Regions from separate parts of the Homo sapiens genome. Here region 2 is linked to region 1. A link is a loop called in an ENCODE intact Hi-C map of the cell type or tissue named here. Cell type or tissue: MCF 10A. All regions are shown on one strand. Links, peaks and the distances in the headings refer to the core of each region. The heading gives the core; the rest is flanking DNA.

Region 1 (5,385 bases), core at 328-5,327:
GGGATCAAATAATACACACTATAAAATTTGTTTTCTGCCTCTTTTTTTCATTCAGTAATCTACATCAATGCACATTTATTTTGTGTCAGTAAGTCTTCTTCCCCTGTAATGTCATTTAATAGCTTACTATGCTATATGGTACACACTGCCCTGTAGTTTATTTTTCTAGTCTTCGTTAGACTTGGTTTCTCAGGGATTGGGAATCATCACCTACAGCTTAGCTAAAATGATGCTTTCCAGGCGCCAAGGAGTGCTGTATAGATTCTGAAAGTTCCCAGCATGATTTCCTTTTTCGAAAATGTTGACTGAAAGCTAAAGTCTTAGTGATATGCCAACTCCAAGTTTCTAAAGTGGCATCCCATGGGGTGAGACAGGAAACTCCTCTCTGTCAAATCTGGGCAGTTGTGTCAGGTTTCAATGAGTTTGAAAATATGTTGCTGTTCTAGAAGTCAAAACTGTGGCCAAGAAAATGACCGCAACAGGTACGACCAACTTAATATGTAGCTGATAATGCTTTTCCATCTAAATATTGTTGTTTTCTTTTACAAAGCAACCAAAGGAAATGAAGTCCAGTGCTGGAGGTAAAGGAAATGAGGTAGGAAATGTTTTCTCCTATAGAATTTTTCTGGAAACAGATCTTATAATATCTTATTTTTACAAAGCTTTTAAACTGCTTGACTTCATATAAAATCAAATTCATGTTTTTCTCATTATAGATGTAAAGCTTGATAATTGCAGACAATATGAGGAAGTTTTTCAAAAAGAGAAAATGAAAATAACATATTATATGTTATCAACACCCTCCAAAGAAAATAACTATTAACATCTTGGTATACATCATTCCAGTCTTTTATTTATCTATATATTACTTTAAAAATATATGATACTCATTGCTTCATAGCCTGCTTTTTTCACATAGCAATGTATCTTTTTTTTCTTTCTTTTTTTTTTTTTTTTTGAGAAGGGTCTCACTCTGTTGCCCAGGCTGGAGTGCAGCGGTGAGATCTTGGTTCACTGCAGCTTTCGCCTCCCAGGCTCAAGTGAACCTCCCACCTCAGCCTTGCAAGTAGCTGGGACTATAGGCATGTGCCACCATACCTGGCTAGTTTTTGTATTTTTCGTAGAGACAGAGTCCCACCATGTTTCCCAGGCTGGTCTTGAACCCCTTGGCTCAAGTGATCCACCCACCTTGTCTCCCAAAATGCTGGGATTATAGGCGTGAGCCACCGTGCCCAGCCCGGAGAACAGTTTTCCATAATTTTAAATACTCTTGGAGAACATGATTTACATTGCTTGCATTACATTACATTTTATAGGTGTGCCATAGTTTCTTTAGTCAGTCCATTATCAAGAAATATCTTTGTCATTCTTCATTTTTGTTCACTCATTTTCTCACATATATGAAGTCAGGCTGAAAAATTATGATATGTGGGGTAAAAAACAACCCTATTATTTTGAGATATCAATTACCTCGCTCTCTAATGTTTGCATTTCACTAGACAAATTGAATGAAAGAACAAACTGATGCAGTCTGAGTACTCCGTTGAGTTGATGATAGAGTAGTCAAATCATGAACTGGACATGACCTTGGAGAACATCTATTGAGCTGACCTCGAAACTAAGGCATAAGTCAATGACCTATATATTTGGAACTAGAAAACCTGGGTTTGAGTACATGCTCTGCCAGGGCCTGAAAATGTGACGTTTGGCAAATGAACTGATGAGGAAATACTGCATTTTTTTCCTCTAAGAGAGCAGGATAGTCATGCTCAACAGCCCGTGCTCAGAGGTGCTGCAGGTGTAAAACCACCTACGTGATGCAGTTTTGAAGCAGTGAGGTTTATTTCTGGGGTGGTTCATATGGATCCAAACTCTTGGCTTTATAGTCACAGCTCCCATGAAAAAGATCTTTGAATTGTTTGGAGGAAAAGCACTTTATAAATCCAGCATCCAATGACATCCAATTTATCACACCTCACAAAACCATAAAGATCCATCACAAAAGATTTAATGCCCTACCATTTTGCCCTCCAAGAATTCTTCATTCCCTTAATTGTGTCTTAAAGATCATTTGCCAAACATCATAGCCTCACCAAAGATGAGCTCAGTCTTCCAGGGTAGAATCGCTGCTCAGGGCACAGCTCCCTAAGCAGGTCTCTGCAGTCAAAGAAATCACAGGAGCAGAGTTTTGGGGTTTAAGGAGATTCTAGTAAAACGATTGAGTGGAAGATATTCTTCCCAGCTTATAGAAACCCATAAAGGTTTTCTAAACTTCCTAGTTAAACATTGGCACATTTTAAATAAAAGCTCATTTCACACATCTCCTTGGAATTCTGGCTAGAGTTGCAACATTTCATTCAGTTTGACATCTTGAGTATTATTTATGAATCTGAACAGACTAAGCATCATTATCCTGAACTTGTCTTAAGTAAAGCAAATCAAATAAATCCAAATAGCTCAACTCTTGTAGTATATTGTCATCTTTATGAATGTAAAATGAAAATCTTCACTTGAATTTCCCTAGAGACGGAAATCTAGGTAAATCATCTTCCACTGTAGAAAAACCAACCACTGTGTTATTAACACTGTCTACTTATATTGCCTTCAATTTATTTCCTCTTATTTTCTGATGAATAGCAAAATCATACAGTCGTATCAGAATGATTTTATTTCTTCCCTTTTTTTCCAGGTTTGCCGAATCGGGTTAATTTTATTTTAAGCTATTCTTTGAGCTCCACCTGTTGGCAGAATTTTAGTATGACTCCTAGGTACATTTAAAAACAAACCACAGATTGAACCGTGTCTTGTGTGCAGCAGTAACAGTTGACTAGTCATGAAGTACATGAAGGAAGATAAACCGGGAATCAGGGGCTTGGCCATTCAGTAGGGATGATCACACAAAGGTTAGGAAAGAGTGAGGAAAGAACGGGCAATAAAGTGAAGTTCATAAAGTCATGAGGCCAGGGATTGTGGTCACAAATTACAGGAAAACAGGAAGCTAGAATATCGTAACCTCGTTTTCAAGTTTCAAAAAGTTGCTATTGCTTATCTGTGAGCACCTGTAGCCTGCTAAGAATGTCTTCAACAATCCTCGTGTGGCATTTACTATATACTGGACACTAAGAGCTTCACTAATACTGATTTCTGTAACTCTTGCAACAAGACTGTGAAGTAGGTACTATTAGCTTCATACTTATTTCAGTTATGGAAACTGAGGCACAGAGTGGTCACACAGCTTACTCAAGATAGTGGGGGCAGTTGATGGCAGGGCCAAGATAAAACCGTGGCAGTCTGATCCCGTGTCCCTGCTCCTGGCCCCTCTGCTATGCTGCCTCTGGGTCGCAGAACCTTCCCTGGGAGAGGCGAGCTGGTTGGCACTCCTACTGCCCCGTCACCTCACCCCATCTATCTCACAGAGTGTCTGCACCTCACCCACCTGCTCCGAAATCATGTCTGTCTCACACCATAATTTAAAATAATGCTTCCTCAGAAAATGTTGTTGACCTCTCTTGTCTACTGTGTCTCCTTTTGCACTTGTGTCGTGCCTCAGTGGCATAGTGGAGTTAGCAGTGTTGGTTTTTGCCTCTTCAGGCAATCTGAGCTTGCACAAGCCACTTAGCCTCTCTAACTCCCAATTTCCTTATCTACAAAATGGTGCTAATGTTAACCTACACTTCTAAGGGTTGTTGTGAGGACTGAATGAGCTGTGTGTGAGTCAGTGGTGGTGGGCTGTGTAGATGTTGGTGATGGCATTTACAGATCAGCCTCCTCTCGAGGGAGCAGGTGTCTACACAGATGGGAAAACTGGGCTCTAAAACGTGATACCTAACTTCAGACAACTGCTGATCTTTCTCCTTCTCTGCTCACCTGTCAAGTGCTCTGCTGGAGATGTGGTCCCTTTCAGGGGACCCTGGCACTTCCCTCTTCCAGCTCCAGTTCCTTGAAACCTCAGGTCACCATTTGTGTATGCCCCTTTATGGGATTTCATGTCTGGAATTCCTGCTACCACTCCAATGCTCTTCACCTCCATCACACACACACCCACACGCACACACACAATTTTGGGTCGCTCCATTCTACTTTTTGGTTGTAAGACTTTGTATCAGATAGTTATTAAATGATTGACAATGGACAAAGATGTCATAAATGATAGTTTCACTAAGTTGCCATTCCAGACCTCCCTAGATTTGCAGCACCCTGTGACTGTTTGAGATTACCCAAGAAGAGCTGAGCTGTCAGGACGTACAGGGGCTCCTGGCTTTAGGATTGGGTGAAAGGAAGAAGTTGCACAAGACCCATTTTCTTCCCAGAAAACCCAGAGATGCCAAAGAGGTACCTCAGGAACCCCATTTGCCCTGGGGGTTGGGGAAATGTGGAGCTCTGGCTCCCTCATGCCTGTTTCTATCAAGGCAGCTTTATTTTATATATTTACAGATGGAAACTCTGGTGGGAAGTTTACTTTCAAGAATATGTACCAAGGTCAAAAAAAAAAAACATTTGGACTCATTGGACTAGACAATCTCTGAAGTCCCTTTGACTAAGATTCTTTAATCCTCAGAAGTGCAACATAGGGTAGGAGCTTTAGATTTTTAAAAATGAATTTAACTTTAAGAATTTGCTTTGGAATTTCACAACATTCCTTGAGGAATCTGTAGACACGCTATCATAAAATCAACTTTAGCAATCACTGCCTTTCTCTCCACTCTATTCTCTCCTGGGAAGAGTCAATGTGAATAAACAATTTCATCACCTAGAAAGTGGCCAGACTTTGAGGCCATCAATCTGTTCCTGTAAAATAAACATTCCCAGGAAGCAACCTTTCCCTGGAGGTACTTATCTAGCAGGGAGCCAGCTAGAGAGTGATTATTGAAATGTGAAAACTGTTTGAATAGAGAAGCTGGAATTGCAGTTTCTCCAGTTTGCTCTTTGTCAGTGGGCTTTAACTGATAAATGACAGTTTTAGCCACAGACTGAGGTGTTAGGTAATTTTGTTTATGTGGTGGAAAGTCATGAAGCACAATGAAGCTATTAGTAAAGCCTGGGTGACTTGAGTTTCATTTAACAAAATAGCCAAACAGATGTTCTTTCAAGGTTCAGTGTTCTCAAACACAGACGCGCTACTCACACCCCAGCTAGCCCAAGCATTTGCACAGCAAGTTGATTTCTCGCTGAACTAATTTAAAGAGTTGCAACACTTTTTTGAGGGAGAAATTGTACAAAAATATTACTAAAACCTTAGACTTTGTAGAATGCAGCAGAGGGCTTTATGAGCTAAGCAGTGCTGTCATTTTACATTCCTCTCTTCTGATTCTGTGATTCTGTGATTAAAGGCTATCTCTCATGTGATTAGACCACTGTTTCCCTCTCTTCTTATTGTTTCCCAGG
Region 2 (5,385 bases), core at 179-5,178, 100 kb before region 1:
ATGCAGGTCATATATAGACTGAAAAAATTATTCGTTATTGGTCTGACATTCAAATTTAACTGGCAGTCTTATTTTGTTTTGCTAAATCTGGCAACCCTTCCCTAGTGGATTACCTGCTCATGTTAAACACACAGCTAAGCAAACAAACAAAAACCGTGAAACAATGATTTTTCAGAAATTGACAAATAGGCAGTGCAAGAGAAGTGAACAAATGAGGCAATCTTTATGATTCTCATAGCTTACTTTCTGGAGAAAGTTTCCAAGCTCCAGCACAGAAAGAGGAAGCTCAAATAGAGCCTGGCATTCTCTCAGAGTTGAAGAGGCAGAGTTGAGAGTTTGGTCAGAATTTACGGGGCAGAGTACCAGGAAGAAGACTGCAAAGGGCTCCCCTTGATTCTTCAGCTGAGTACTGAATAGTCCATGTTTGCAAAGGAACTACTCAAAGATGTGGGGAGGACTCACTAAAGAGGAGCAGGTGGAAAAATTTCTGGAGCTCACACAAGGCTAGGCATAATTTATATTCTCAACAGCCAGAGTGGAAAAAGCTCTTTATACTTGATGAAAGCAGAAATTAGAAATTGTTAAATTGGATAAAAAAGCAAGACCCAATTATATACTACAGACAAGAAACACATTTCAAATATAAATAAATAAGTAAAAAGTAAAATATTGGGAAAATGATATATCATGCTCACACTAATCATAGACACCTGCAGTGGCTATATAAATATAAAACAAAGTAGACTTCAGAGCCAAAAATATTAACAGAGATAACAAGGGTCATTTCATAAAAATAAAAGGAAAATCATCAAAAGGACAAAACAATTATAAATGTTTATGCATCTAATAACAGAGCTTCAAAATACATGCAATGAAATGTGAAAGAACTGAAAGAAGACAGACAAATCCAGGATTATAGCTGAAGATTTAAATATTCCTCTGATAATAGATTGAATAAATGGGAAGAAAATCAGGAATGATATAGAAGACTTGGATAATACTATCAACCAACTTGACCTCACTGAGATTGCAAAAACTCTTCACCCAACAGGAGCAGAGAAGACATTCTTTTAAGTGTCTTAAACATCGACCAAAACATTCTCAGCCATAGATCAAGACTCAATAAATTTTAAATAATTCAAATAACAAAAAAGTATGTTATCTAACCACAATGGAATTAAATTAAAAATGGATATGAGGAAAATATTGGAAAATGATCCAAATGTTTGGAAAACAAAAGTCACAATTCTAATTAATTAATTAATTAATTAAAACCCAAACATAAATCAAAGAAGAAATCACAAGGGAAATTTTAAGTAGAATAAATGAAAATTAAAATACAGCATATCAAAATTTGTTTGATGTAGTTTAAGCAATGGAAAGGAAGAAATATGCAGATGCTTATATCAGGAAAGAAGAAAGATCCAATCAATGACCTAAGTTTCTGCCTTAAAATATATAAGACCTGTAATCTCAGCACTTTGGGAGGCCGAGGCAGGCAGATCACGAAGTCAGGCATTCCAGACCAGCCTGGCCAACATGGTGAAACCCTGTCTCTACTAAAAATACAAAAATTAACTGGGCGTGGTGGTGCGTGCCTGTAATCCCAGCTACTCAGAGGCTGAGGCAGGAGAATCACTTGAAACCGGGAGGCAGAGGTTGCAGTGAGCCGAGATTGTGCCACTGCACTCCAGCCTGGGTGACAAAGCGAGACTCTGTCTCAAAAAAAAATATATATATATATGAGAAAGAAAGCAAACTGAAACAGAAGTAAATAAAAGGAAACGAAGAGTAGAAGTCAATGAAACAGAAGGCAGAAACACAATAGAAAAAAATCCATGAAACCAAAAGTTTGTTCTTTGAGAATATAAATAAAATTGATAAACTTTTAGTAAAACTGTCCTGGGGGGGGAAAAAGAAGACACAAACTACCAATATCAGAGTGGAGAGAGGTAAGATTATTACAGATTTTCCAGCTATTAAAAGAATAACTGGGATAAAAGGGAATTAAAAGAATAACTTGCTAAAAGGGAATATTATAAACAACTTTATGTATATAATAACAGCTTAGATGAAATATATAAATTCTTTGAAAGACAGAAACTGGCAAAGCTCACTCAAGAGAAAATAGGTAACCTAAGTAGTCCTAGATCTAATAAATTGAATTTGTAGTTTAAAAATTTCCCACCAGAAAAAAACTCCAGTCAGAGATTACTTCACTGGTGATTTTTTTTTCAAACATTTAAGGAAGAAATAATACCAATTCTACCCAAGCTTCCAGAAGACATTACAAGAAAAGAAAACTGTAGACAAAGTGTGTCCAGCCCATGGGCTGCATATGGCCCAGGACAGCTTTGAGTGCGGCCCAACACAAACTCTTAAACTTCTTAAAACGTTATGAGATTGTTTTAAAGCTCATCAGCTATTGTTAGCGTTAGTGTGTTTTATGTGTGGCCCAAGACAATTCTTTCAATGTGGCCCAGGGAAGCCAAAAGATTGGACTATGCAATGATCCTCTCTTTTTTGGAATTCATGTTTAAGTCATCAAACTTATTTCCTCTATAGCTCTCTGAGCAAGTTATTGCTTTTCTCATAAGAGCAGATAAGATTTTTAGTAAAGCAGAATGGTTATGGGCTTTGTTTCTGGAGCTCAGACAGTCCTTAGTTTGAATCCCAAATCTGTCCTTACCTCTGATAAGCCTCACTAAAGCTCACTAAACCTCTGTCCCCTTATCTGCCAATTGGAGATAATCATGATATTTAATCCTATGGAGTGCTGTGAGGATTAACTAAAACAATGCATTTGAAGTTCTTGGCACTATGTCTGGCATGGAGGTATATGACTATGATTTGTAAATTGCAATGCTTCTGAGATGGCAGTAGAGGGAGCAGAGTCAATGGGAACTGGACTTCAGAAAATTAGCAAGATTGATATTAAACCCTTTTACAAGACAATGTTCCTGTTCTGATGGAGCTAGAGCAACCTGCACACAGATGAGTCGATGAGATTCACACCAGGCCATCTTATCCCAATAATCCTTGCTGTCCCACTCATGTGGTACTAGCATATGCAACCAGGGAACTCAACGCATCTTTCTGCGTGTACATATTGTCTGTCCAACCTCCAACTCCAGCTCACCCCAGTTTCCTCAGAACACTTAAGAGGGGAGAGGAGAAGTATGGTGATATCACAAAACTGAAACTAGCAAATGTTTATATTCTTTGTACAAAAATTGGGAGAAGGTGGAGCTGGTTTACCTCCCTTACAGCGGCAAGAGTGATATCCTCTCTCTTCCTCTCTCTGTTTCCCACAAAAGCAGCTCCACTGGGCAGAGTGGGAAAAGCACAATCAGAACCGATTTTGAATCCACCCTATCTTCTATTTACAACTGTGAACCTGCCTATCCCACCCAGACTCTCTTCATCTCCATTTCCGCTCTGTACAGCAAGGTGGCAGGGAAGCTGGAGGGTTAACCTGGTGAGTGCCAAAGTTACCCATAACTTGTTTATTATTCTATTATTAACAGCTATTGATTCAGCATTTAACCTGATCCCATTTCTTACATTATATCTTTGACTTTTCCCAGCAATTTCAGGTGGGACATAATATCCCCACTTTTATAGACAGGGAGTTTTGGGGTTAGAGAAGTTAGGTAACTTATATAACTTTGTGCCACTAGAAATTGACACACCAGAACTAGAAGCTACTTTTCTGAAAGTCTTTAATCTGGGATTTTCTTCTTAGCATGATGCAGCAAAAAATTAGATATAGGGCTTATCACCAGGGCAACTGGGTGGCTGTTTGAGAAAGGAGACAGGAATCTGTGGGGGCCTTTGAATTTGGAAAACCTTCCAGGGGTTTCATTTTAGCATTTGGTTTGTTCTTCATTTTACTTCGAATTTTTTTATGTCTTTGTCTCTGAGGGACTGACAAGGCCAGGGCCAGTGTAGGGTCAAGAAACTGCAGACCTGCTTATTTAGTTTTGATTCTAAAAAAGAGAAACAAATTGGACATAGAAGCGCCCTTTCTTAGATGTCTTCCTCCACTCATGAAATACAGAAGGAAGACAGAGGTTCAAGGCAGAAGATTTAACCAAGAAAAAAGTGCGTATTTGGGCAGAGAGTCCCTCATGATAGACATCTCTGGATAAACGAGTTACAGTTGGCAGCATATGGCAAATAGAGCAGAGGTTCTCTAAGTGTTACCTGCAGATCCCTGGGAGTGGTCCCCGAGATCTTTTTAGAGCATCTGCAAGGTTAAACTATTTTTATAATAATACTAATACAGTTTTGTCTTTTCACCCTGCTGACATTTGCACCAATGGTACCAAAGCAAAGGTGGGTGAAACTGTTGGGGCCTTAGCACAAAGCAAGGAAGTGGTGCCAAATTATACTAGCAGTTGTATATTTCACCACCATGCACTTACAATAAAATGCCAGTTTGACTTAAGAATGTTTTTGATGAAGCAGTAAAAATTATTAATTTTATTAAATCTCAGACCTTAAGTACACGTCTTTTTAATATTCTTTGTGATGAAATGGAAAAGGCACATATTAAAGGATGATGGTCATCTCGAGGAAAAGCACTTGCGTGATTGTTTGAGTTGCCAAGACGAGCCTGTCACTTTAAGGAAAACAACTGGTAGTATCTGCTGCCAATAATAAAACTGAGCTTTCAAGCAAAAATTAGAATTTGAGCTTGACTGCTTCCCAGTATTTAAAATACTTACATGATGAGATCAACATTGATATTACCTGACATGAATTTCTGAACACTGTATGATGAAATGTTGTATTCATTGTATGATGAAGTAGGCAGCATTTAGAAAATCTGCATACTTCAGTGGACCAATGTTTTTTAAATGACCAGTGTCTGACATTGCAAAATAATTTGTGGGTAATAGTTTCATTCAAAATATATACAACAAAAGATTTGAATGTAACAGTATACATAAAGTATATGTTTACATAAAGTATACATAAAGTATATGTTGATAAGGTTTCAGATTTCACAATGCAACTAGCCCTTCAGAAACTACCACTCATTGAGTTTTGATGTGGTATCAAAGAAGAATAATTATTTGAAAAGGTCATTATAATACTCCCCTTTTCCAACTACATAAATGTGTGAGTCCATACTTTCTTCAAATATGTCAACCAAAATAATACTTTGCAGCAGATTAAATGCAGAAACAGATATGAGAATCCAGCTGTCTTCTCTCAAACCAGACATTAAAGAGATTTTTAAAATGCCACTCTTCTCATTACGTTTTTCATGTTGGAAGATATATTTGTTTTTCTTAAAACATGTTTAACATGGAGTGGGTTTATTATTGTCATTTTGAAGGAATAAATACATATTTTAATTTTTTCTCAGATTTAAGT

What was found. A loop is a pair of places that touch in the nucleus more often than their neighbours do. Peaks named below come from ENCODE experiments on the same cell type or tissue, not always from the same donor. Only the 100,000 strongest peaks of a DNase experiment are listed, where the experiment ranks them.
Region 2: it touches region 1 in a loop (16-fold over the local background); 80 of 110 quality-filtered maps call a loop at or near these places.

The regions. Positions count from the first base shown.
Region 1 is chr2:191,049,700-191,055,084 of GRCh38, reverse strand. STAT4 (signal transducer and activator of transcription 4) reads left to right here. Exons shown (of 24, transcript NM_003151.4): 14 at 551-595. Among named protein-coding and RNA genes, the nearest start is that of STAT4-AS1, 31 kb to the right of the region's middle. In MCF 10A, for the core only: a CTCF peak has its summit at 2,712 (motif pointing left); DNase peaks (open chromatin) are centred at 2,744, 4,264 and 4,764.
Region 2 is chr2:191,153,311-191,158,695 of GRCh38, reverse strand. No RefSeq gene overlaps it. Among named protein-coding and RNA genes, the nearest start is that of STAT4, 5.0 kb to the right of the region's middle. In MCF 10A, for the core only: a CTCF peak has its summit at 2,888 (motif pointing right); a DNase peak (open chromatin) is centred at 2,885.